Linked DNA regions of Homo sapiens: regions 1 and 2 are each linked to region 3. The links are chromatin loops, found by intact Hi-C in ENCODE. Cell type or tissue: heart left ventricle. All regions are shown on one strand. Each heading gives the region's core, and the rest is flanking DNA. Links, peaks and the distances in the headings are about the cores only.

The links. A loop is a pair of places that touch in the nucleus more often than their neighbours do. Peaks named below come from ENCODE experiments on the same cell type or tissue, not always from the same donor. Only the 100,000 strongest peaks of a DNase experiment are listed, where the experiment ranks them.
Region 1: a loop joins it to region 3, with 2.3 times the contacts of the local background. A loop is called at or near these places in 4 of 110 quality-filtered maps.
Region 2: a loop joins it to region 3, with 3 times the contacts of the local background. A loop is called at or near these places in 4 of 110 quality-filtered maps.

Annotation. Positions count from the first base shown.
Region 1 is chr6:13,288,322-13,298,689 of GRCh38, forward strand. All of the region lies in intron 8 of TBC1D7-LOC100130357 (TBC1D7-LOC100130357 readthrough), which reads right to left. It overlaps LOC100130357 (a long non-coding RNA gene), which reads right to left and starts at 7,265. Exons shown (of 5, transcript NR_160971.1): 1 at 7,165-7,265; 2 at 6,954-7,067; 3 at 6,475-6,577. In heart left ventricle, for the core only: no CTCF peak of the experiment used is centred there; no DNase peak of the experiment used is centred there.
Region 2 is chr6:13,300,860-13,305,465 of GRCh38, forward strand. TBC1D7-LOC100130357 (TBC1D7-LOC100130357 readthrough) reads right to left here. Exons shown (of 9, transcript NM_001318809.2): 8 at 4,203-4,328. The coding sequence ends at 4,242. TBC1D7 (TBC1 domain family member 7) reads right to left here. Exons shown (of 8, transcript NM_016495.6): 8 at 4,092-4,328. The coding sequence ends at 4,242. Among named protein-coding and RNA genes, the nearest start is that of TBC1D7, 25 kb to the right of the region's middle. RefSeq lists an enhancer at 2,242-2,291. In heart left ventricle, for the core only: no CTCF peak of the experiment used is centred there; a DNase peak (open chromatin) is centred at 3,062; H3K4me3 peaks cover 959 bases; H3K27ac peaks cover 1,620 bases.
Region 3 is chr6:12,906,280-12,916,647 of GRCh38, forward strand. All of the region lies in intron 4 of PHACTR1 (phosphatase and actin regulator 1), which reads left to right. Among named protein-coding and RNA genes, the nearest start is that of PHACTR1, 190 kb to the left of the region's middle. In heart left ventricle, for the core only: a CTCF peak has its summit at 5,268; no DNase peak of the experiment used is centred there.

The DNA.
Region 1 (10,368 bases), core at 5,565-8,064, 380 kb after region 3:
TGGGACACCCAGGATAGGGTGTGCGATGAGGCCAGGACCCTCCTAAACCCTAACAGCATCCTAACGAGGCCCATTGCAGCTTTCGATTTCCTTCATAACAGAGCTCGCAGGCCCTCAGTTGCAGAGCTCTCTCACCTTCTGGAGTGACTCCATCGTTACTCCAGTCTTTCTAGGTGGTGGAACTCTCCACCACACATGCCATTTAGAAAGACGCCAGCTTGGCCTTTCCAAAAAGTTAACCAGTCGTCTCCCCACCACAAACCCTGTGGGAGCAGGTTACTCTTAGGATGCACACCCGTCAACGAGGCCATTGCATTTTTTTGCAGGCATGAACGGCTCCCATCTAGGCACTAACCCAGGAGCCAAACAACTGCTGGGGAGAGTTCAGGGCAGCTCTTTGGGCGGTGCCTCCAGCTGCAGCTTTGCCTTGCCACCTGGAGCCAGCACGCCTCTGCCCGACCCAAGGAGGATGCCATCACTAGATCCTATTTTTTTTTTTTTTTTTTAACTCTTGAATCTGAATAGTTCCTGCCGTGGGGAGAGGTATTGTTCAGGGAAAATGTGATCGGGATTTTAGTGTGGCTGTAAACACAGTCTTCCCGAAAGGCTTACTGACGTTTGAATGTGCAAATGGTATGACGAAAGATGTAGGGCTCTTTCGTTGAACTTCTCTACGGCGGGCGGGCGGACACGTGTTCCAGGTGGACTTGCCTGCCGGCCAGGCTTTGAGTCTGAACTTCCTCTAACTGCAGCTGGGCTCCTGGCACACGCGGTGCCCTGGCATGATGGTCCTCCCTGGCCAGGAGCGAGTCCTAAGGAAATTCATTCCATTGACCGGACTCCTCCCATGATAGGCCCATGGCTTCTCTGCTGGCCTTAGTTCTTGGCCCTTCAGATTCCCTGGGGATATAAGGCCCAAGCGGATCTCCCTGCAGCCAGCCAGCAGACAGCCCAGGGTTTCCGCCCAAAGTGCCCTCATGTTGCAGTCCACTTTGTGCATGGAAGATATTGAACACAATTTCCACTGCTCTTCCTGCAGGGCCTCCTTTCCAGCAGTCACTTGCTCAGACTGAGGGGTGCACCTCCCCTGCCATTGACAGGTCCTGCGCCTTCAGGATGGGCTATTTCAAGCCCGTTTTAAGTGGCTCTTACACAGGCTCAGCAACCTCTGTGGCCTGCAGGATGGGCCTTCTGCTGTCTCTTTCCTTTCTTAAAACCTTAAGGTCTTTCTAGAGACCTATTCAATTTTCTTTTTTTTTTTTTTTCACTACAATGTCATGACAACTGCAGCAATTTGTGTTACTTTCCAAGATGACAATTTGACATTAATTAAGGGAAAAAATAAAAAGGTGAGCTAGATGACTTAAAATGCATCTCTTTTTTGAAAAAGCTGTAGCTGGCAAGTCAAAGTTTATTTTATGTGTGTAAATTCCCAGTTGAGCATTTTTTTCATTTGGATTAGCGTGAGAGGAAAAATGTGAAATGTCTCAAATCAAATGCTTCCTTCTAAAGATTAGACATTGCCCAACCCTGCCCCCGCCCCCAATCAATCAGTGACAGAAGAGACCGCCATCAGCCAACTAGCTTTTTTTAAATGGCTGATATATTCATCTCTAAAGGCCCTCAAAGCACTGTAAAACTTTTAAAACTTTAGCCTTTATGTCAGATTAGAGAAACCAAACAATGTGACGGTACATGTGATGAAAAGCTCTGGGTTTATTTTTCTCCCGCTTATGAACATGTATTTTTATTTGCCGAATGAAAATCGTGGTGTGTTGCTTTGATGAATGGAATTTCAGGCTCTCCCTGTGCACAGCCGGTGGGCAAAGGTCACCTTAAATGACTTTTTCTCCCTATCTGTCTGTTAATCCCCAGACCGGTTGCATTTTCCAGTTGCTTCCTGGGTGTCTGTACATAGTTTGTCTTTGTATAGGAGTGAGTGTGGTGACCGTCAATCCCCTAATCTCCCAGGTTCTAATTTAACAGATGATGGCTGTATGAGGAAAACGATGTAAATAGAGAATACAAATTAAACTGGATCTCTGTGGCCTAGGTTTTGTACATACAGAAACTGCATGGTATTTAAATTATTGTTTGTCTCTGATGATGTATGCAGTTTCTTTAAAAACAAACCAAAAAAAAGTAAAAAAAAAAAAAAAAAAATTCTTGACTCTTGTGTGTTTTGTTATCAACCAGCAGCAGAAACCACCAAAAATGCTTTGACTGGGAAAGGGAGGTTGCAGGAATGGGAGAGGTCAGCTCATCTGCAAAATACATAGTGAGAGTGAGTGGACATACGGGACAACCGCATGTCTCCTCTGGTATTATTGGGGGAAGGAAGTATTGTAGCACATACATTAACTTTCTAGAAGACTTTTGTGTACTAGGATTTTTTTCCTCAACTTTTTTTTTTTTTTGAGACTGAGTCTTGCTCCGTCGCCAGGCTGGAGTGCAGTGGCGCAATCCTGGCTCACTGCAACCTCCGCCTCCTGGGTTCAAGAGATTCTCCTGCCTCAGCCTCCCAAGTAGCTGGTATTACAGGCACGCGCCACCATGCCTGGCTAATTTTTGTATTTTTAGTAGAGATGGGGTTTCACCATGTTTGTCAGGATGGTCTTGGTCTTGACCTCATTATCCGCCCACCTCAGCCTCCCAAAGTGCTGGGATCACAGGCGTGAGCCACTGCGTCCGGCCTTCCTCAACATTTTTATAAGAATATCTAAAATGTCAACTGTCCTTTTAACGATCTGGGAAGGCTGGAGATCTTGGCTCACTGCAACCTCCGCCTCCCTGGTTCAAGTGATTCTACTGCCTCAGCCTCCCGGGTAGCTGTGACTAGAGGTGTGCACCACCACACCTGGCTATTTTTTTTTTTTTTTTTTTTGCATTTTATTTTTAGTAGAAACAGGGTTTCACCATGTTGGCCAGGCTGGTCTCAAACTCCTGGCCTCAGGCGATCCACCCTCCTCGGCCTCCCAAAATGCTGAGATTACAGGTGTGAGCCACCGTGCCTGGCCTCTATCTCCGTTCTTGAGAAGCCTGAGTATTTGATGTATAAAGCAAAGAACTGCATTGCATAACCTTCTGGTTACTACTTGTCTTTGAAGGCTTTCAGCGGAAGCAGAGGGGCTGCATTTTAGGTGGGGGACGTTGCTGGGTAGCATATCCTTCGTCCAGCAGCGTAGAAAGGCTGTTCTGGTAAAGGGCAACCTCGTGCCGTGCTGCTCAAACCACCTTGCCTAGGAATCACCTGGGGGTCTCGTTAACATGCAAGTACTGAGCCAGCAGGTCTGAACAGGGCCTGGGAGTCTGCATTTCTAATAAGCTCTCAGGGCCTGCTGATGCTGCTGGTCCAGGAATCCCACTTCTGAGTCTCAAAGGCTGGGAGAAGAATCCCCAAAGGGAGCCACCTCTCCTTTGCCTGAGATCTCTGAGTGCCCCCATGTACTGCTCATATCTTTGCTGGGAAGCAGCAGTGAAGCCCTCCTGGATGTTCAGGTCCTGCAGTATTTGCATCAGAGTATCTGTGCCCAGAGCTCTCACCTGTGCAGCCAGGGGGCCCCTGGAGCAGCAGTGGCTATGACAGAAGGGGCAAGTACTTTACAAAAAGGTTTTCATATTTCAAAAATCCATCAGTTTCTCTTTCTTTCTGTCCTTGCAGAGCTTTTTTTTTTTTTTTTTGAGACACAGTCTTGCTCTGTCTCCTAGGCTGGAGTGCCGTGGAATGATCTCAGCTCACTGCAACCTCTGCCTCCTGGGTTCAAGCGATTCTCCTGCCTCAGCCTCTTGAGCAGCTGAGATTACAGGTGCCCACCACCACGCCTGGCTAACTTTTGTATTTTAGTAGAGAGAGGGTTTCACCATGTTGGTCAGGCAGGTCTTGAACTCCTGACCTCGTGATCTGCCCGCCTCGGTCTCCCAATGTGCTAGGATTACAGGCGTGAGCCACTGCGCCCGGCCGCTCTCTGACTTTTGATAAATTAATCTGAGAACTTGATTGCAAGTTTTAGGGCAGTGAAAGGACAAGAAAGAAACAGCTTTGATAAAACTCCTAGCAGACTGCCTGGCAAGAGGGAAGGAAACTGGCCATAATCCTGCTACGGAGGGAGCCCTTTCCCAAGGAAACAAAGGTTGTGGCTACACATTCTCTCTCTGCAGGAAGGGGCAGCCTGGTGTGTCTATCGCATCTGTTTATCTGGGCCTCAATTTCCTCATATGGAAAACAGAGACAGTGAATTAGATGTTCCTAATATTCTTTGGAGCATCAACTTGTCCATGATTTGGGAATACTGGCATTTTTAAAACATTCAACTTAGTTATTAAGAAAGAGTTAACTTTAAAGCAAGTCCGGCTGAGGCCTGTCTCTAACAGTTTAGATTCCTCTCCTTCAGGTCACCACAAATCTGCCATCTGTCCCTGCAGTCCCTCCCTGCCATGCACTGCCCTCCTGGAGAGCTGGGTGGCCCTGGGACCTACCCTCCCAAGTGCCTTCATGGGGCCTCATCCCGAAGCCGCCATCAATCAGGTTATCTGACATCCTTCTGCCTCTCCCTGCCCTTGGGCAAAACACCCTGGAGTGCTCTTGGGTCTTGATGGGTGATGTCTACGACACAATGCTTTGTCCCCTACAGCATCGCAGGTTTGAGGGTGCTCTGCGGATGTAGCTACTTAACCTGTTAAGCCAAAGGACACGTTTGACTTGTTTGACTCGGCAAACGCTCCCTGGCTCACTCTCCACAGGTCCTAAGTGATCTCCTCCACGGGTGTGGCTTCAGATGACTCCCTGTCTATGGCTGTAGCTCAGATCTGTCCCAAGCCCCTGGCCCAGGTTTTCTAAAAAGCAGCAGGGTATCGTAGAGTGTCCTGCAACTTGGATGGAGCTAGAGGCCATTATTCTAAGTGAAGCAACACAGGAGTGGAAAACCAAGTATCGTATGTTCTCACTCATAAGTGGGAGCTAAGCTATGAGGACACAAAGGCCTAAAAATGAGATAATGGACTTTGGGGACTCAGAAGGGGGAGGGTGGGAGGAGGGTAGGAATGAAAAATTACACATTAGGTACAATGTACACTACTCAGGTGATGGGAGCACTAACATCTCAGAATAAACTACTATATATTTTATCCATGTAACAAAAAGTCACTTGTGAGGCCGGACACAGTGGCTCACACCTGTAATCCCAACACTTTGGGAGGCCGAGGCAGGTGGCTCACCTGAGGTCAGGAGTTCGAGACCAGCTTCGCCAACATGGTGAAACCCCATCTCTACTAAAAATAGAAAAAATTAGCTGTGTGTGGTGGTGGGTGCCTGTAATCCCAGCTACTTGGGAGGCTGAGGCAGGAGAATCACTTGAACCCGGGAGGGAGAGGTTACAGTGAGCTGAGATCGTGCCACTGCACTCCAGCCTGGGCAACAAGAGCAAAACTCTGTCTCCAAAAAATAATAAAAAGCCACTTGTACCCCAAAAGCTATTGAAACATAAATAAATAATAAAATAAAATACAGATATACTAATTTTTGAAAAAGGTTCTCCCACCTGGATGACGGCAGCCATGATCTTTCTGCCTGTGGCCTCAGCATCCAGTCCTGCCATGAGAGTCATGTCTCCCAACTCAGATGGGCTCACCCCACCCTCCCTCTTGGTACCTGCCTCCACTGTCTTACCCATCAAGCCCCACTCTGCAGTGTGGCATCCGTAGTGACAGTGTGGCCCTTGCTCACTTCCGCCAGCCTCACCTCCTGTCCCCTGCTACATCACTCTGCTCAGGCTTCCCAAGCAGACCCTTCTGGTGCGTGTGACCTGGGAGTCCTGTGAGGGATGCTATTGATGTGGCCATGTTGTGGTGACCACCTCAGGGACAATCAGGGTTTAACAAGGGCCCTCGGGCACTGAGCAACTAAGCTTTCCTGAAAGGAGTCCAAGAGAGGTCTCATGTAGGCAACCTTGGAACTCAATGAGAAGCATACAAAGAAAAAAAAAGTATGAACAAATAGCTGTCTCTTCTGACACCTGGCAGGTGGCGGCCCTGATTTCTAACTCTGGCTACCTGGTCACTTGATCCCTACCAACAGCACCACTAACAGCTCCCACACAGTAAACACTTACCGTACCCCAGGCACTCTGTTAGGCCATCTTCATGCACCATTTTCTTTAACCCTTACGACACCTTGGTCACCGATGAGGAAACTCAGGTCCCCAAACAACAACGTGGGCAAAGTCACACAGATGGTAAGTGGCGGAGGGGCTTCCAAACCCAGGTCTGCCTGACTCTAAGGCAATGCCCTTAACCTCCCTGCTACGCTGACGTGTCGTGGCTTTCCCTCTACCTTCTTGAGTTCACACTTCCTCAGCATCCATCCAGTTATCCCATTTGCCTGTCTTGAGTGATTACATAGTTTTCTGACACTGAGGATCACAGACGGAAAGATCATGGACTGCCTCCAAGCCCCGGCTTCCAGCTCCTCCCTCTCACCTCTCATGCACAACTTTGTCTGTGATTAAGCTGAGTCTCCCGCTTCTCCACTCCGTGGGGACCTCCCACAAGCATTTGACAGTCAGCCAACATTTATGCCTTCCTGCAAGGGAAGCAGAAGTCACGAATGAGGCACTTGTACAGTGTGGGTCCTACCTAGAGCTGTTGCAAAGGCAGGAAGAGAAGGGCATGCTACCTAATGAGAGAGAAGAACACCAGACACTTCATCGTGTGTGAGCGTCCAGTCCCTTACCTAGAGGCTATTTTCTGGGGGGGAAAAGGGTTCTGCTCCTAATCAAATAATGCTCTCCACATTTCATAATAGGGAGCCATGATCATCCACTATTTCCATGGGCAACACTGCAGAGGAAGGCAAAGGGCTCTCATTAATTAAACTAATGAATTCATCTGCAGGAGACAGGAAGAGTAAACCACGGAAACAGAATTGACTAATTCTTCTTCCGTTAAGATGCATCTACCCTGAGCCAGAATTCCAGAACTGGTTCCCCTCCTCATCCATGATGAAGACGCTGCGGCTCATGTGGTCACAAAGGCTTGGTGTTTCCTATGTGGAGATACCATTGCTGTTCTACCTTTAATCAACAAAACAAAACAAAACAAAAACGAGAAAGAGAAATGGTAGAGGGAGGGAGGAAAATGCTGTCTGTTCCTTAATCACCAATCACCAACCTGGAGTGGTCACTGACACCTTGTCCAGTGTGGCAGGGGGGTCCCTGGGGTCCATGGTCCTGGGGTCCATTCAGAGCCCCCACCCAGAAGAGGACAAGCCAGTCTTCAGCTACACAGGTAAAAAAACACTTCACACATGGATTGAACTTCTTATCTCAGACAGTCCTGACCAGGGACGGCATCAGAGTAAAGGCTTTGGTCTCACGCAGCAACCCTGTGGCCAGTCCCCGCAGTGTGGCAGGCCTGCCACTGTGCGACCGAGGCCGTCATGCATGAAGCACATCTGGGGCTTTATGGCTCAACACCTGAGCCTCCTGGAAGGCCTTGGCCGCCTCACTGAAGCCCCAGCGTACCGGCTCTGCAAGGCCCTGGGGTTAAAATAGCAAAAATGCCATCTGGCAAGAGGCTGGCTTTGTTCAGACTGTGTGCTGCGTTGTCGCTGGGGTGGTGGGGACATTTTCCAAGCCACCATTAGAATATGAGCTGTCACCTGGGCGAGCCCCACTCCCCCATGCCCCCAGCCCGCTCGTCAGCATCCACGCAATCATGGCAGGAGCCCCTGTGGCAGCTGAGCCACCTTGGGTTTTCCTCAATTCCATCTCACTGACTTGGTGATGACAGCCCCAAAGCAGGCAGGACAAATCCCCTCTTTCTTCCTAGAAAAGTACCTGAAATAACACGCTCATTGTTAGACTCCAGGAGTTGGTGCTGAGGAAGGGTCCTTGGGGCTGGGACACGGAGAACAGCCACCGGTCACTGTAGACCCTTTTGTCCTGGCTGCCTTTCCCCTCTATTGGCACATGTTCCTTTTCCATCAAAAATTTAGTTACAATTATTTTTTTAAAATAAGAAGACCAGAAAGAACACACAGGGCTGACTGCCTTTTGTAGGACAAAACTCGAACAGGGAAATTTAACTTGCGTGTAACATGCACACCCAGACGACCTTATTTCAATCATACCCAATTTTAAAATCCAGGAACCGGCCACAGTAAGGAAAGGCAGGCATGTTTCAGGCTGTCCAGCAGCTGGGCAGAAAAACGGAGACCCACTGGGCCAAACAGTGAGAGGCTCCAATTGAGCCATCCTAGTTCAGGTCTCCCTAGTGACCCCCCTCTGTGCGGGGAGGTAAGTGCGTCTCTTGATATTTTTAGTTCACTGTAAAGACATGGTTTTTGCCCTCCAGGAATCAGCTAGCTATGCATGAGCGGAAACCCTGCAGGTGCCGAACGTAACTGATTGGAGTGGGGAGGAGGGGAAGGACAAAGAGTGACAGCTTCAGGTTTGGAGAGTAGTTGAGTGATATTAGAAGCAAAAAGCATCTCTGATTTGGACAGCAGAGGTGTGCACAGTTCTGCTGTGGTTTCAATCTTACTATAGGCCCCAGTCAACAGGACAGCACAAATGCTCTTTTTTTGACCGGACATTCGGCTGGCTCAGAGCAAGTAGCGGGGTAGAGTCACTTAGATTTCAGCAGCAAAGCTGTGCGGGGAGGCAAGATGCTGCCTGGGCTGCCTCCCCGGCCTCAGCATCATGCCTAGGTGGAGGAAGACGCCAAGGCAGGTTTCTTGAGCCCAGTGGAAAGCTGCTTGTGCTGCCCCCAGCTCCCTCCCAACAAAACCAAAGGCCATTCATGCTAAAAGGGTCACTTAGTCCAAACCTTCTGGTCACAACAGAGGAAGGTGCTCTGCTGCCCTCAGCACACCAAGGGGGGACACCCCTAAAGAAAGCACTAGAAGGTGGGGTGCAGTGGCTCATGCCTGTAATCTCAGCATTTTGGGAGGCCGAGGTGGGTGAATCTCTTGAACCCAGGAGTTCGAGACCAGCCTGGGCAACATGACGAAACCCCATCTCTACAAAAAATGCAAAAAACTAGCTGGGCATGTGTCTGTAGTCCCAGCTACCAGCTACCGGGGAAGCTGAGGTGGGAGGATCACCTGAGCCCAGGAGCTCGAGGCTGCAGTGAGCTGTGATTACACCATTGCACTCCAGCCTGGGTGACACAGTGAGACCCTATCTCAAAAAGAATTTTTTTAAAGCAAGCAAGGACTAGAAGCTGCACTGCTGCCAGCACCCAAGCTTCACCCCACGGGGCCCCTCCTTGCTGCATTAGCACTGGCCACTGCATCACATCCCCACACCATCATCCTGAGACACCCCTGCCCCCAGCACCAGCGGAATGAGTTTTGCACCCCAGCACTGTGCTGGTCACTTTCATCTCTCATCCCCGTTTTACAGATGAAGGGGCTGAGGCCAAGAAAAAACAGTCACACAGTTAGTAGCAGAGATGAGCAAAGAACTCTCAATCCAGTTCCCTTGACCCTATACCACTAGTGAATCCCAGAAAGGGCAGTCAGAAAGATGATGGTTTTAGACATAGATTTAAACCCATATCTGCCTTGCTAATCTGCATCTGCTCTGGTGGTGTCAGTTAGCATTAGGTCTAACAGTCTTCACATAACCAAAAACTCAAATAATAGTGGCTGAAACAAATCGGGATTTTTTAAAATGTAAAGGCAGTCTGGAATGAAGCAGAAAAGAGCGTGTGTGGTAGTGACACCATCAATGTGTAGCTCTATTTTTCGGCCCCACCATCCTTATCATGTGGCTTCCATTCTTGATGTTGCCCCACATTCCAAGATAGCTGCTGAAGCTCCTGCCATTATGGATGTGTTCCACGCAGAAAGTAAGAGGAAATACCAGGAAGAGGAAATTTACCTGCCAGCTGAATAAATTCTCTTTAAAAACCTTTTCTGGAAGTCCTACCTAATGACTTTACCTTCCATCTTATTGGCCATTCCTTTCAGCAAGAGGGCCTGGGGAATAAGGTATGTTAACACACTCCTGCCTCAAATAAAATTGGGGTGTCGTTAGTAAGGAAGAGAGAGGATGAAGAATGAGTAGGCAACTATAAGGTAGTTGGTAGTTGGTGAGCTGCCACAGAGCTGTCCTTGGTAATGAGCTGATTTGTAATACGGTTAGAGTGACACCACTTCCTAGCATGGAAAGGGAACAATTTGTGGAAAACATTCACATTTCAGTATCAAGATTTTATTCCAGGTTTGATAAACTATTCCAGTGATTTATAAACTTTAGCAATAGCTTAGAAACGAGGTCAGACTAGCTTAAAAATGAGAAAAAGGCACAGGCAAGTGGCATATTTCTTTCTTTTGCAATCAGCATTAAACCTGTCATCATTAGGTGA
Region 2 (4,606 bases), core at 2,107-4,606, 390 kb after region 3:
GCAGGAAGGCACCATCTATGAACCACACAGAGGGCCCTCGCCAGACACTGAATCTGCCAGTGCCTCGGGTGTGCTAAAGGCAGCCCCTGGCTTCAAGAATCTTGCATCTTAGAGGGAAACCACATGGAACACTTAATAAAAGTTCAAGACAACCGAACAAGAGACTTCCAAACAATTATTGCTAAATGAGTGGTCCCTGAAATGTTACAGAAGCTCAGAGTTAGGAAAATGCACTTTGAGCTTGGCAGTTAACAAATTTTCAGAGAAGGCAGAGCTGAGTTAGGCCTCCAAGCATACGGTAGATTCAAACAGAGACAGTGCCTAGCCACACTCTTGCAAATGATGCTCTTGAAAATATTAAATATCCAGAGTTCCATGCTTCTAAAAGTGCTTTCACAGCCAACTCATGTGATGCTCACAAGCACGCTGGGGAGGGAGGGATGTCACAGAATCACTGTTTGATGATGGGGAAACCAAGACACAGACTGAGTGATTGGCTTGGTTTGCAAAACTAGTGAGTGGGGCAGATGCTCATGCCCCCTGCCCGGTCCAAGGCTCTTCCTGTCACCTCTTCCATTACTAAGTGAAGGGGACACAGAATCACACATCTCACAGCAATTCTACCCTTCCTCTGGAGCTTCTGGACAGACTCAGTCCACCTTCTCCCTGGTGTGGCAGCACAGGAGTTGAGAGTTTCTACTAAAGATGTCTGGAACAAAACATCTATCTGTTAAATATGTCTTCCCTGCATGCTTGTACACTCCGAGAGGGCAGATACCATGTCTTGTTCAGCAATTAAGCTCAGTACCTGGCCCATAATTAAGACTGTATTCACATATATTTTGTGATTGAATGAAAACAAATAAAAAGACAAATGAACCAAACATATCGGTCAGAGGAGGGAGAAACGGGAGGTGGGAATGCAGGCCCACTGCGGTATAGCGTGCAGCCACCTGATGTTTAGGAGTGAATCTTCCAAAGCTTCTCCTCTTTGCTGCCCCCCTCTCAAATCTTCTTAGTATTATGTCCAGAGGGCAGGCAGAAGCAGGGAAAAGAGAGATGCTAAAATGTCCAGCAAGCACCAGCTTGCTACTTATTAAGACTCTAGGAAAGGATGATGGAGAAGACCAGGAAGTGACTCTGTGATAAAGCCAGTGCTTAGCGTGAGCTCTGGCAGTCCCGAGTGCCTGCCATGTAAGTTCCTGGTAAACTGCAAAGGAAAACCTCAGTATTAGGTATGAGTTGGAGATGTGAACCTTAAGCGCTTGCTATGACATTCAATTTGGAGTTGTGCTTAGGATGAGCTTCTAGGATTCTTGTGTGTCCTTCTCTGATGACATTCTCCAACTCCCTTTGTCATTGTCCTGGAGTAAAATCAGCCCCTGGGAGGGGGCTCCCCTTATGGGGAGTTATCACCTCATCTAGAAACTGTCCACTCACTTTTTAACCTCCCCAAGGCAAGGCTGACAGAGGGACCAAAGTGGAAAGGGCGACTGGTCGGGAAAGCCATGAAAGGCCAGCACCCCCACCGTGGTCCCCCAGAAATCACTACCACCCTCTGTTCTCCACACCGCCATCCATCACCCCTCCCTCCTACTCAAACTGGTGCCAGCTCTGGAGGAACATCAGCTGATCTAGGAGCCACGGCTTGTGCCAAGAGCCACGGACAGTTTCATTTGGCACACAGTCTCAAGGAGAAACGGCTCTTTGTTTTCACCAACAGAGGAGATGCCACCAACTCCTGCTCCCCAAATTCCCACACTCCTTTCCCTCTCTGTCAAGGGCAGAGGAAAGCACCTTCTGGCCCTTCTAGACCCAAAACACCCAGCTAAAGACAAAGGCTGCTGACCTTATGTGACCCGGGCAGATTCACTGTCCACACCCCACACCCCTCACCAGGCTCCCCAAAGGCTGCCTTGGCTGGAGAACTTGGGATGTCACTCTGCTGCTTACGGTCACAGAGCTCGAGCAGGCGCTGTCACTTGGGCCATGTGAGCCAGTGACTCATTTTAGGATCTGGTCCTGGGCATCTAAGCTCTTTGCTTACCCTCCTCATCCCCACTGGCTTCCCTCCAGGTTCTTCATTTTCAGACAGAAAACACCAAAACCTTGAGTCACCATAGGGACGTGATAACCACATGACAGGAAACTTATGCAATTCAAGACAGGGCAAGTGCCTGTCATACCCAGAGCTACAGTGCAAGAAGGTCCTCGGAGCTCCTTCAGCGCATCATATGATTTCAGTGTTGCCTCATAATTTTCAGGCGAACTTTCCATTAACAAAGAAAGTGCTTCATTCTCATGAACCCTGACCTCATTTCCTGAAACAGCCTTGACACACAAGCCTGTGTACACACAATCCTCTACACAATTATACCTCGACGCAATCCATCCATTCGATTTGTCAGCAGGCCAAAGCCACACCCCCAACACACACACACTCTCCAACCTTCCTCGGCCTTCCTTTCTCCTGGCCAAGAGGACTGAGATCTTCTCTCATCTGTGTTTAAGGCAAATCTCTAGACGGGAAAGAGCAGAAACTAAATTTGATCATGTTAAATTCCAGCTTTCCAAGGGCGAGGAAGAATCTCACATTTTAGCCGCAATAGTCTGTGACAGGAACCGTGGGTTGTAATATATGAAGGAAAAATTCTGCAGTATCCTGACAAAATGTTTTGAAGAAAAGGCATATGGATGTATTTTTATCAGGAACTGCGCTCCTCACCCAAGACAGCAGGCACAAACATTTTCAAAACACTCAGCTCTCAGCAAAGTGAAATTCTGCTATGAAGCGAAACTGGATGCTCATCCTCTCCATCCACCACTTTCTCAGGATGGGCCTTAAAAAAATCATTCCGCCAATCAGTGTTTTAATAAAAACTCTCAGATTGACTAACTTCAAGAAAAAATCGCCGCCCCACACCCTACAGCCAGAAAGGTTTTACCAAACTGGGTTTGACAGAATATACTTGCAGAATATTTATTTTTAGATCTCTCAGCAGTACAGTAAGAGTCTTTCGTTTCAGATCAGCTGGCCTCCAGCCAAAGCAGCGAAGTCAGAGGAACTTCAGCCCCTAAGCCTTCCTGCTCCCTAAGAGTACCAGCGCTCCTGCCTGGCTCCGGCATAAATGGTTGGCAATAAGTCATTTTTTATTAAAATTTTAACTCTAGGCAGCAATTTTGCTTTAAAAGGTTTTTCTTTGGAGTGCATTTTTATTTTAAAAAATTAAATACTCTTGGATATGTTAGTATTCAGAAGCAGCAGATTTCAACAGCTCACACTTTCTCTGAACTTTTTTTCAACAGATATTTCACACACTAAGGAGGGCCTGAATTCTCAGAATTGTACCTCTATAAGTTCATAGCTGCCCTCGTCTTTTAGGGGGTGGGTGGAAAATCCAACTCACCACTCAGGCTCTTGCAGGTCTGAAGGCTAAACCGGTGTGAAACAAAGGGTCCCCTTTCACTCACTACTCCCAAAGCCGGGAACTATCCAGTGAAGAGTGGCCATGCCATTTACGTGGCACAAGGTGGCCCAGGGGTGATGAGCTGTTCACCTTCACCGGCCATTTCTCTCACTGCTTTAGTGCGTGGCACAGTGCACCCTAACATCCCACATTTAACACCCCATCAAGAAAAATGTGAGTGCAGCAAAATATCCAACAAGTACTTGCTCCTAGGAGCAATTCAAACACATTTTGTTCAATAATGGTTTCATTCCAACTGGCCCAAAGAGAAAAAAGAGTAAGGAATTGTTTAAAGCCTGTTTAGCAAGATGAAGCCTCAGAAGGCAGTTGGCTTGGATTTAAACACGTATTGCATCAACAAAAGCCAAATCTGAGGTGTCAACAAAAGGAAGTCACTCTTATTCTAGAAACAGACCTTGAAAGTAACTAGCTTGGTGCTAATTAGAGACAGGCAGGGCAGGCTTAGTTATGCACTGCTGGTTAACACACCCACTCACCCTGACTAAACCGCTTTAAAATCAGGGAGCTATTTTCTAACAACCCTTTTGAAATGCTATTCAGAGATGAACTTTACATTTCTATGTAACTGCAAGATGCTGCTCGCCAACACAGCAACACCAGGCATTTCAATTAAATAATTTTATTGGGGGAAAAAAACCACTTTGAGCACCAAAGCAAGAAAAGTGTATTATTCAATCAGTTTCCCAGATCACATGCCAAGAACACAATGCTCACTGTGGTGCCTGGCAGACGGTCCACAACCAGCGGGTGCGTTCAGCTTGAATGGACCGGGGTCCCACAGTGTTTGTGCCACAAGTCAATGGCCTTGCTCACGATCGCGTCTGAGCTGTCCTGGGGAATCTGTGGGCAAGCAAATCAGTCTTTGTGAAATTTCAGTGTTGACAACTTCAGTGTCTTCCCTCATTCGCTGTGGCATGAAATCCACTTCCATGGGAGTTTGCACTGTTTTTCAGAAAGTGACAGCATAAAAGACTTGCGTCACATGCTACCTGAGGACATGAAAGGGCTCCAGTGTCAGCCTGCCTGGGTTCAAATCCTGCACTGCTCACTAACTGTGCACCCCCGGGCAGGTTACCTAAGCTACCTGGGTTTCAGATCCCCATCTCTAAAATGGGGGA
Region 3 (10,368 bases), core at 3,742-6,241:
TACTTGGCTTACAATACATATAAATTATGTGTTTCTATTTTCTCATTTCCTATGATCATAGAGCTAGAGTGCTCAAGGGGTCAGCCTTTTCTCCCTCCAAAAACCTCATGTTTAAAGATGCTTTCAGAGCTTTCAATGAAAAGTGCTCTTGATAATAAACTAAAATATTTCCTTCTCTCAGATCATCTGTATGTTTTTAGCTTTGAGAACTAAAAAGCACTATTCAATGCAGAGTATGAAATCAGTCAGTATTCTCTCCTTTAAAATCCAAAATTAACTAAAAATAAATAAATACATAAAAGGAGAATTTTTTGGCTCTAGGGATAGTACTAGCTCAGGCAAGGATGAACACAGACCCTTAAGTGTCATCATGACCCTTTCTATGTGTCTCCATCTCTTGGTTCTGTTGTCTTCGTTTTCTAGCAGGATCTTTCTACACAGAGGAAACTGAATACACTTCATGACCTTTGAATGGGAAACCCACTCTCAGTGAAGCTTTCCAGTCCCCCAAAAGAACTCCAATTGGCTCTGGTTGGGTCACGTGTCCACTCTGGATCAATGATTACATTTAGAGAAATTAGGCTTTCTGATTGACACTTGGCTCGACCACTGTGATTGGACAGCACACTTGAAGGATGGACCCATCAGAACCACATGAAGAGGCACAGAGTAGTTCCCTGAGAAAGGAATTGAGGCAGATAAACTAAGAGTTGGCCAATACTGGTAATCATGTTATTATAAGGTTTCTCTATTTCCTCCTTCAAATTTTTAATATTTCCACTAGATAAAAATGAAGATCTAATTTAAAATATTAACTAGATTCTATAGTTGGCATTTCCTCTTTTTAAAGTCCTTTCAGCTACTGACATATTTCCCTTCAATGAACAATTGGCTTTTTCCGTTACATTACAAAATTCTCTTTGGTTAGTCAACTGTCTGGGCAACTCTTAGAAGCTCATATTACTAGTGCATCAGAAAAATAATTATAGTTTAAAGTAGAAATAAGTTAACCAAACCTAATCAGCTTGAGGTTTTTATTTCTCCAGAGAACCAGATAAGGGAAGAAGGAGAGAAGTTTGAAAATCATGAGCAATTTCACTTATGTGCTCTCCACTATATAAGACTTCTATGAATAGTTGCTAGTGTCTTTTATTTCTATGTAGTTATTGCAATTTGAAAGCATTCATTTCCACTCAAGGAGCCTCTAACAAGGTAGAACTACTTGTGGAGGTCATTTTGATCTAAGGTTGGTCCTCAGTTTTGAAGATCTAGAAATTTCATTAATTTTTCCCCAGTACATTCAAACATGATCACTGTCTCCAAATCAGCCTGGTACCAAATTCACAGAAGGAACCTGGACATCTTTCTTGAAGAAGAAGGAGTGGGTACTAATTCAGGATATTAGAAGAGTAGAACCATAGTCTAGGTTGGAGTTTGTGAGGGCCTCTATACACCAGAGGCAAAGGGGTTAAATAAGAGAGATGAGAGTGGAAGGTGTTAAGAAGATAGAATTGGGATGGCTTGGTCACTATTAAAGTTTGTGAGCTTTCAAGAAAGATGTCCAGGTTCCTTCCATGAGTTTTGTTCTACCTTGTTAGAGGCTCCTTGAGGCCTTTTCTTACGATGCAGAGTGGTAGTATAATGGAACATCAATGTCATGTTTTAATTATTATTTCACAATATAAAAAGACAACCTGTGTGTCCATCTATGTGATTCTTGAATAATTCCCACAAAATCTCCAGCTTAGCCTATGTAGCTGTGAGACATTCACCAACTAACTCAAGAGACAGCTTATTCTTTTTTTGAACAGTTGACATTTAGGGATGTTCTTCTTTATATTGATCTAATATCTATCTCACTATGCCTTCCATCCATCAACCAAGAATCGCACCTGGGCCTGGTAGAACAAGCCCAAATCCTTTCTCATAGGACAACCCTTCAAATTCTTCAAGATCGTTATCGAGTTCCCCTTCATCTTTGCTTCTCCAGACCAAACTTTTCCTGTTTTACTTTATGAGTTTATGTAAAGAAAATAAACCGAAATTAAAAATAGAATTGGACAATAATATGGAGACTGCCTATTATAGATGAAGCAGTGAGCTCAGTCCCAGGGATAAATAGGATGGAAAGCTTGGTGGCTGTCCCTAACGCATTCACAGTCTAGTGAAGAAGCCAGTGCATACGTGGAAAGAATAATAAAATGTGCTAAGTGCAGTTGCAGAGATTTAAAAAAAAAAAAGGGTGCTGTGCAAATATGATGGAGGAGACAATTCTGCCTGCAGCAGTCAAGGAATGTCTGGCAAAGGAGGTGAAGTGTGAGCTGAATCTTGAAAGGCAGATAAGAATGGGGCAGGTGACTATGGCATGGAGCTGGGTGGGGAAGTGGGGCCAGCCTCTGTGTGGTCCTCCACAAAGAGGGAGCACAGGCACATGCAAAGGTTAAGAACAGTGTGCTCATGGAACTGCAGGTCAGCCGGGTGCTGGATGCCCAAGCGGTAGGAGGAACAGGAGGAAGGAGATGACCCATGGCAGGCAGGAAGCCGCACATCTCCTTGTAGGTCCTTGTAGGTTTGCTTGACAACATGAGAACCGCTTTCCTGCTAGCCATAAAGAACCACTGGATGATTTTAAGCCTAGAAATGATACCGTCAAATTTCAATTTAGCAAAATGCATCAGGTGGCTGCATAGAGAGAAGAAGATGGCATGAGGAGACGGTGGGGGGAAACAGAAATGATCAGTGCATAGCAGTACTTAGGCAATGGAGGTGGAGAGGCAAGGTGAGGACCCACATTGTCACAGAGGTGAAGTCTCCAGGACTCCTCAGTACTTGAGTGGATGTGAGTGAAACAAATGGTCAGGAAGATTAAAAACAAAATTTTTTTTCTTAAAGACTCCAACTTTTTCAGTCATTTCATGTCATACTCTTGCCCATCTCCCCACCATTTGGTTACATGTTGATGGAAACTAGTGACCCTTCTCCCACAATTTCACTGCAACCTATTCTTCCTTGTGGTGCAGTGATCTTGCAATAATAACGATGTCACTATTTACATTGTGGTGCCGTCTTAAACTGCAATTAATTCACAGTTCCAGGCTATTAGGAACTATTGTCATAACAGCTATGGCTTCCTTTATCTGCAAATGCTGAGTTGTGAGATGTATAATTATATGCGGGAGTAATTGGTTTTAAATTTATTTTTGTAATTACACTAATTGAACATGGATGTGAATTTAAAAATATGAAGGGCATGGCATCGAGCCGGATGCGGTGTCTTCATAAGAGGTAGATGAAAGAAATGATTGTTATGAGTAGGTGAAAACAACCTTGCTCATTTGTAAAAGTGCAGTGTAAATACAATGGCCCATGTATCCCCTCCAGGTTGAATGCCAGTGTAGTACAGTTGCCAAGTGGAGTCTTCATGAGAGTTCATTTGAAACTGGACCAATGCCTAAATCAAGGGGAGAGCATCCTGGCTGCTGCTGTGACTTAAGATCGGCAGCATTCCCTTGGACCTCCCCCATGAATATTTGAAATTTCCCTAGAAGACATGCCCAGTAGCGTCTAAGCTCACCACTCTTGCATACCCAGGGCTTACGATTCCCACTATTCTTCAACTTCTAACAAACAACCATTGGTGATCTCTCCAAGCCCCACATTCGAAGATCCCAGTTGCCTTCAGTATCTGTCCAGCCCTGCCCTGGCAAACTCCGCAGCCTTCGCCTGGTGGTGGCAGTGAGTTCTAGAGAACAGAGCTGCTTAATCTCCCTTGGCTCAGCTCCTTTATATGAGCCCATCTGCTCTTCAATTCTGTGTAGATCAGAGCCAAGTCCAGGCTTTGTATAAAACACTTGGGGCCCCAGACCAGCCAAGAGGGAGGAGTAGGCAGGTTTTCTGCTGCACATCTTCCTAGACGAGCTCTACTGTATAAGCTGATAGACCAAGGATTATATCAGGCCCTTTAGTGTATCTATCAGCAGCAATGTGCCATAACCACTGAAACTCTAATAATGGCCCCCCAGGATGCATTTGTCTCCCACTTGCCAGTTCATGTCTTATAAAACCTTAGGTGTCTAGTGATAGGTGTCCAAGCATAATCGTAGGAGGATACCAGGCCAATGAGAATTGGCAGACTCATGCACTAACAAAATGCATATAGTACTTGTTTTGAAAAATAGGAAAAGAAAATCTGCTTGATCAAATTCTTTTTTTCTCTAGGAAAATGTATTGCTAAGAAAAACAAACAGGCTTTACCAAGTGAAAATAAATACCTTCAACTTTTTCCTCTTTAAGTAAATTAGGAAACAGTAACCAAGGATCCAGTTGCAGCTTTGTTCATCAGCACCATGAGCACGTACATATTATTATTGACAGAAGTCCCCTTTTGTCAGTAATAGCCGCCGTCTACTGGATGCCCACTATGAGCAGGCCATTCTCTAATCTTCCACATAGTCATGAAGATGGGCATTTTCCCATTTTGCAGATGAGAAAACTAAGGTGCAAAGACAGGTTAAGTGGCAAAGCCTGGATCTGAATCAGATCTGGCTGGCTCTGCTGCACTATGGCAGTTCAGCAAGTGAGTCTCTGGGAACCTTAGAGATGGGAAGATGGGACATGTACACATAGAACTGTGGCGCATGGTGTCATGTGGCAGGCATCCCAAGGGTGGCAAAGTGGCATAGGAGCTCAGAGGGAAACACCATTTCTGACTGGCATGAAAGCTCAGTTTGGCTGGCAAAGGGGCTGCATGGAGATGGTGAGGAACAGTCCCCAAGGTGTCCAATCACAACCTCACAAACAGTTTGCAAGCCAATCCCCTACAACACTTAACAAAGCTGTGCAAAACTGGTGCTCAGGAAATCCCTGTTGACTTAGAAGGCTCACTACCTTTCATTTCCTGACTTCCCATGTTGTGGATTCTGCCTAGCCATAGATCTCATGGCCATATGTGATTTCCAAACTCTTTGTAGGTTCGTTTCAATTTTCTGTGTTTCTTCTAGTTTCTGCAGAAATCGACATTGGGGGCTTTGTGTTTCAGAAATCAACATTGGGGTTTTGTGTCTTCCAAAAAAAAAGAAAGAAAGAGAATTAGAATATATATCACACCATATCTTACTTTGGAAAAGAATCCCCAGAGGAAAATACACTTTTAAAAATATTGCATATCCTTTATCTTAGCTGGTGAGAAAGTCTAGCTTTTCTGTGAACTTGCCAGAGAGCTGGTAAGTAAAAACAATTTCTGAATAAAATGCTTGCAATACTGAGGTGTCTGCTAGAGGGCAACATATGTTAAATAATAATGTGGCTGTTTTTCTGCAGGATGGCACAAAGATTATCTAGTTCAAAAGCAAAGTCCAGAGCCTATGATACTCAAATGATTTTTTGTTTAAAAAAAAAATCCAGGGTGACCGCTGGCGTCTCAGCTGAAAACCAGCAGCCTTTGCAGTTTTGCTATCTTTCAGGGGGTTTATAATGGATACATTTATAAGTGCCTTTGTACCCTTTCCAAAGAGCTTTACAAAATAATCTCATTGTCATTTAAAGTAGCTAAGTCTTCTCCACCACCAACTGTGAAATCCTCTCCAGAAAGCTCTATTAACTTTATTACCTGAAAACAAATCAATCAAAGAGGAAGGTGAAAGGAAAATACATCATTTAGGACAGAGAGACATGTGATGAGTGTTGTACCTCAAAGCTGCATTTTATTTATTTATTTGTTTGTTTGTTTATTTATTTGAGACGGAATCTCGCTCTGTCACCCAGGCTGGAGTGCAGTGGTGAGATCTCGGCTCACTGCAACCTCCGCCTCCCAGGTTCAAGTGATTCTCCGGCCTCAGCCTCTCGAGTAGCTGGAATTACAGGCATGCACCACCATGCCTGGCTAATTTTTTTGTATTTTTAATAGAGACGGGATTTTGCCATGTTGGCCAGGCTGGTCTTGAACTCCTGACCTCAGGTGATCCACCCACCTTGTCCTCCCAAAGTGCTGGGATTACAGGCATGAGCCACCGTGCTTGGCCCAAAACAGCATTTAATCTCAAGAGCAGACAAGGGTAGGCCCCCAGGGGACCCTATTTGTAACACTAATCAGAGGGCCTATGTTGGTAATTTTTTCCATTATCTGTGGTGCCCACATCATGTTATCCAAAGAGAGACTCCGTTGTCCAGTTTTGAAAAGGTTTTTCTGGCTGGTAATTTTAGTGCATACCTCTAAAGTGAAGCTATGCTTGGTATAAAAGTAAACATGCAAGGGATGTAGATGTTACTCACGTTGGGCCTGTTTCCCCCATGCCTTCCACTCCCCCACCCTGATAGCATACCTTTGCTGAGGAATAGGTTTGTTTCATCCTCATTTATCTAAGAAATGAAGGTTCTAAAAAATTGGCTTGTAGGCTGGGCGCAATGGCTCATGCCTGTAATCCCATCACTTTGGGAGGCTGAGGCAGGCAGATTGCTTGAGCCCAGGAGTTCGAAATTAGCCAGGGCAATATGGCAAAACCCCATCTCTACTAAAAATACAAAAAATTAGCCAGGTGTGGTGGTGCGTGCCTGTAGCCCCAGCTACTCAAGAGGCTGAGGTGGGAGGATCACCTGAGCCCCAGAGGCCAAGGCTGCAGTGAGCTGAGATTATGCCACTGCACTCCAGCCTGGGCAACTGGAATGAGACCCTGTCTCAAAACAAACAAACAAAAACCTGGCTTTTAAAGCCATCATAAATATATTTTGTAGGAGGGATTTGTCATGCCTGAAAAAGCTTCATACCTGTTCCCCTATCTCCCAGCATGCATACTTTAGCAATATCCGATCAGAAACCAAGTTTCCTACAGAAAAACCCAAGGTAGACATACAACCAAAACATTTTAAATTGTTCCCATCTGATAAAAGCACAAAGGATGATGTCTCCTTGGAAAGAGATCATGCAGAATATGGAACAGCACTGGCTCCAGAGGTCATCAGGTGACTAGCCTGTGAGGCTAGGCTGTCAGGCAAATTGGCCGTGAGCTCTCACTGTGTCCCAAGAGCACTTAAAATGTCAAAACCTTCACTCAAATTTTAGCACACAAAGTCCCACGACCCCGTTGCTGCAAATCCAAAGAGCCATATGACAGTTAGGCACTGGGCAACCTTGAACTTGGTAGGACTGATTAAACGCTAACAGCTTCCATCTGAGACCATGTCTCCCCAGGAAATGTCCGAATGGATAAAACTGTTCTCAAATCATATAGGGGCTCCCAGCTGACTCCAGAGGCCCACCCTGCATGCTCTCTAGTACGAGAGAACTCCTTAGAGGTGGGATGATTTTTCTGGTATCCTTATCAAACTCCAGCTCTGGAGTAGCATAATGCATCGCACATTTATCTCAGCCCCTCTCAAAATCAGAGAGGATCTCAGGGCCTCAAATCCTGAGAGGTCTGATGATTTTTGTGGCCCAGAATCATCAGCAGCTGAGCTGCAAACCTTTGGGCATGTTTCATGATGAAGAAGAGGAAGCGATATCCCAGGTGTTCCTGAATAACAAACACGTCACTGTTCACAAACAGGAGGTGGTCACAGAGGTGACCTGTTTACACCCTACTCATTTTTGACACTTTTGAAGATGTTGTTTCTGGGAACAACCTGAAGCAGACTCTGAAGACACTCAATTCCACTGAGTGGTCTGAGACAACTTCTTTTCTTTTCTTTTTCTTTTTTTGTTTTTTTGTTTTTTGATAAGGAGTCTTGCTGTGTTGCCAGGCTGGAGTGCAGTGGCGCAATTTCAGCTTACTGCTACCTCCGCCTCCCAGATTCAAGCAATTCTCCTGCCTCAGCCTCCCAGGTAGCTGGGATTACAGGCACAAGCCTCCCAGGTAGCTGGGATTACAAGCACATGCCACCATGCCCAGCTAATTTTTGTATTTGTAGTAGAGACGGGGTTTCACCATGTTGGCCAGGATGGTCTCAATCTCTTGACCTTGTGATCTGCCTGCCTCAGCCTCCCAAAGTGCTGGGATTACAGATATGAGCCACTGCTCCCAACAGAGGCAACTTCTTCTTCCAGCTTCTGCTAGGTCTCCTCCTACCTCTGAGTCTGCTCCTTCTCACCTCTTTTGCTGGCTCCTTCACTCTGCCTAGTCCTTAAACTTGGGGAATCCTAAGGATTCCATTCTTGACCTCGCTTAGCTCTGAAACTGTATGTCCGCACTTCACTTCAGCTACTATAGATGCGCTGAAGACATCTGTATCACCAACCTGAGTTCTACATTCTTGCCCTAATCACTTATTTGATTTCTCCGCCTGGAGGTCCTACACACACCTTAAATGTAGCAATTGCAAATATGAATTCATTCTCTTTACCACCAAAAGATTTTCCTCCTTCTCAGTCTCAATAAGGACCACCATCCACTCAGTTGCTCTCTCAGGGGGAGCAATCAGGAGACAGAAATCACACGGTCAACTGAAAAAAAGGAACAATATTAAAAAAAATCATTAAACTATGACAGTGGAGTAACTATAAAGAGGACTCTTAAGGGCAGTCTAGAGCTAAGGAAAAGTAGGCAAGTCAGGACAAATTTGGAACTGGGACCCCTCCTAAGGACTGAGGTTCAGGTCCACTGGAGAAAGTGTCCTTGAAGTCCACTGGATGATGGAGAATTTGGCTGAGTTGTCCACACCAGAGCTGATCAACAGTCACTCGGCAGCAGGAACTGGCCCTCTGTGATGAAGGTGAGCCTAGGTTGATGGGCAGTTCACAAGGGAGTTGGAGCTCAAGTCCTGGAGTATGTCTTGTCTGCATAAAGACGGCTTCAGCAATGTGATGCCAGGGCAAGCCAGAGCAGTGAGGTGACCAAGGGACTGCATATTCTGGGTGTGCAGCTGGGGAGCCTTTGGATGTCCACACACACACACATCTGCACCACCAGAGTGAGAGCAAGAAAATGCAAAACTCAGCATCAAAACCAGGAGGAGCCAGGGGCAGTGGCTCACGCCTGTAATCCCAGCATTTTGGGAGGCCAAGGCAGGTGGATCACTTTGAGCTCAGGAGTTCGAGATTAGCCTGGGCAACATGGCAAAACCCTGTCTCTACTAAAAATACAAAAATCAGTAGGGCAAGGTGATGTGCACCTGTAATCTCAGATACTTGGGAGGCTGAGGCAGGAGAATCGCTTGAACCCAGGAGGCAGAGGTTGCACTGGGCTGAGATCACTCCACTGCACTCCAGCCTGGGTGATAGAGTGAAACTCTCTCTCAAAAAAAAAAAAAAGAAAAAAAAAAAAAACAGGAGGAGAAGTGCCCTTCTTCCTGCAATGTCCCTCCAGTACCCTCCATGGACATAGTAGAAGAGAAATGCTTAGAGTCCAGTTTACTATCACAGAGCAGGTACTAAGAGGTGAATTTGGAGCTGAGCTATAATAAATCTGACCAGCACAGTTGCCCAAACTAAACTCCTTCCTACTCACTCCTCATAGTTAGTTGCCAAATCTTGCTAACAACTTAGCAGATAAATGTCTCTAGAATTGAACCCATCTGCTTCGTCACCCCTACCACCTCTGAGTTAGTTCATCCTCTTCTTTGCTCTCACATGGACTTTGGCCACAGCCTCATGACTGGTTGTCCTGCCACCAGTACATTCTCATTCCAGCCCCATACCTGCATGACTACTAGGTAGCTTCCTAAAATAACAAAATTATCTTTATTATGCCCTTGATTGAAAACCTCTGGTACCTGATCAGCTAGTGCGAGATGTTAATACCAGGCAAAACTGTGCGTGGAGAAAAGGGTAATACATGGGTATCTCTGTAATGCGTGGCAAAAAGGGTAATACATTGGTATCTCTGCCTGCTCAGTTTTCCATAAGCCTAAAACTGCTCCAAAAACTAGTTTATTAACTTAAAACGAAACAAAACCACCCTCCCTCTATGACTTCCCTTTTCCAAACTCCTCATCTTCGCAGCAGGTTACTCACAATCTTCATGTCTGTGCAGCCTCATCTTTCAGTTCCCATCAGACTGAATTTCTCATACAAAACCCTGAATTTCCACAGCTCTACTTCAAACCAACTCACCGCCCTTGTGTGGAATACCCTTCCTTGCTTTTCTCCAGTGGAAAACTTCTATTTGTCCTTCAATTTCCACCTCAGATGTCAATTCTTATTAAAATCTTTCCAGCCAGCTAGTTATTTTTCTCTCTCTGCTCTCATTTTATGTCTTAAGATACAATATTTTAAATGACTTGTTTACACGTCAGGCTTTGTCAGTGTTTATACACTAGAGGGCATGGACTGTTTTTTTTTTTTTTTTTGACAATTTATCCCCAGCACCTAGTACAGAGTAGGCATTCTGTATATGTCTGTTGAATGATGAATGGATGAATGATGAAAAGAGCACCAGC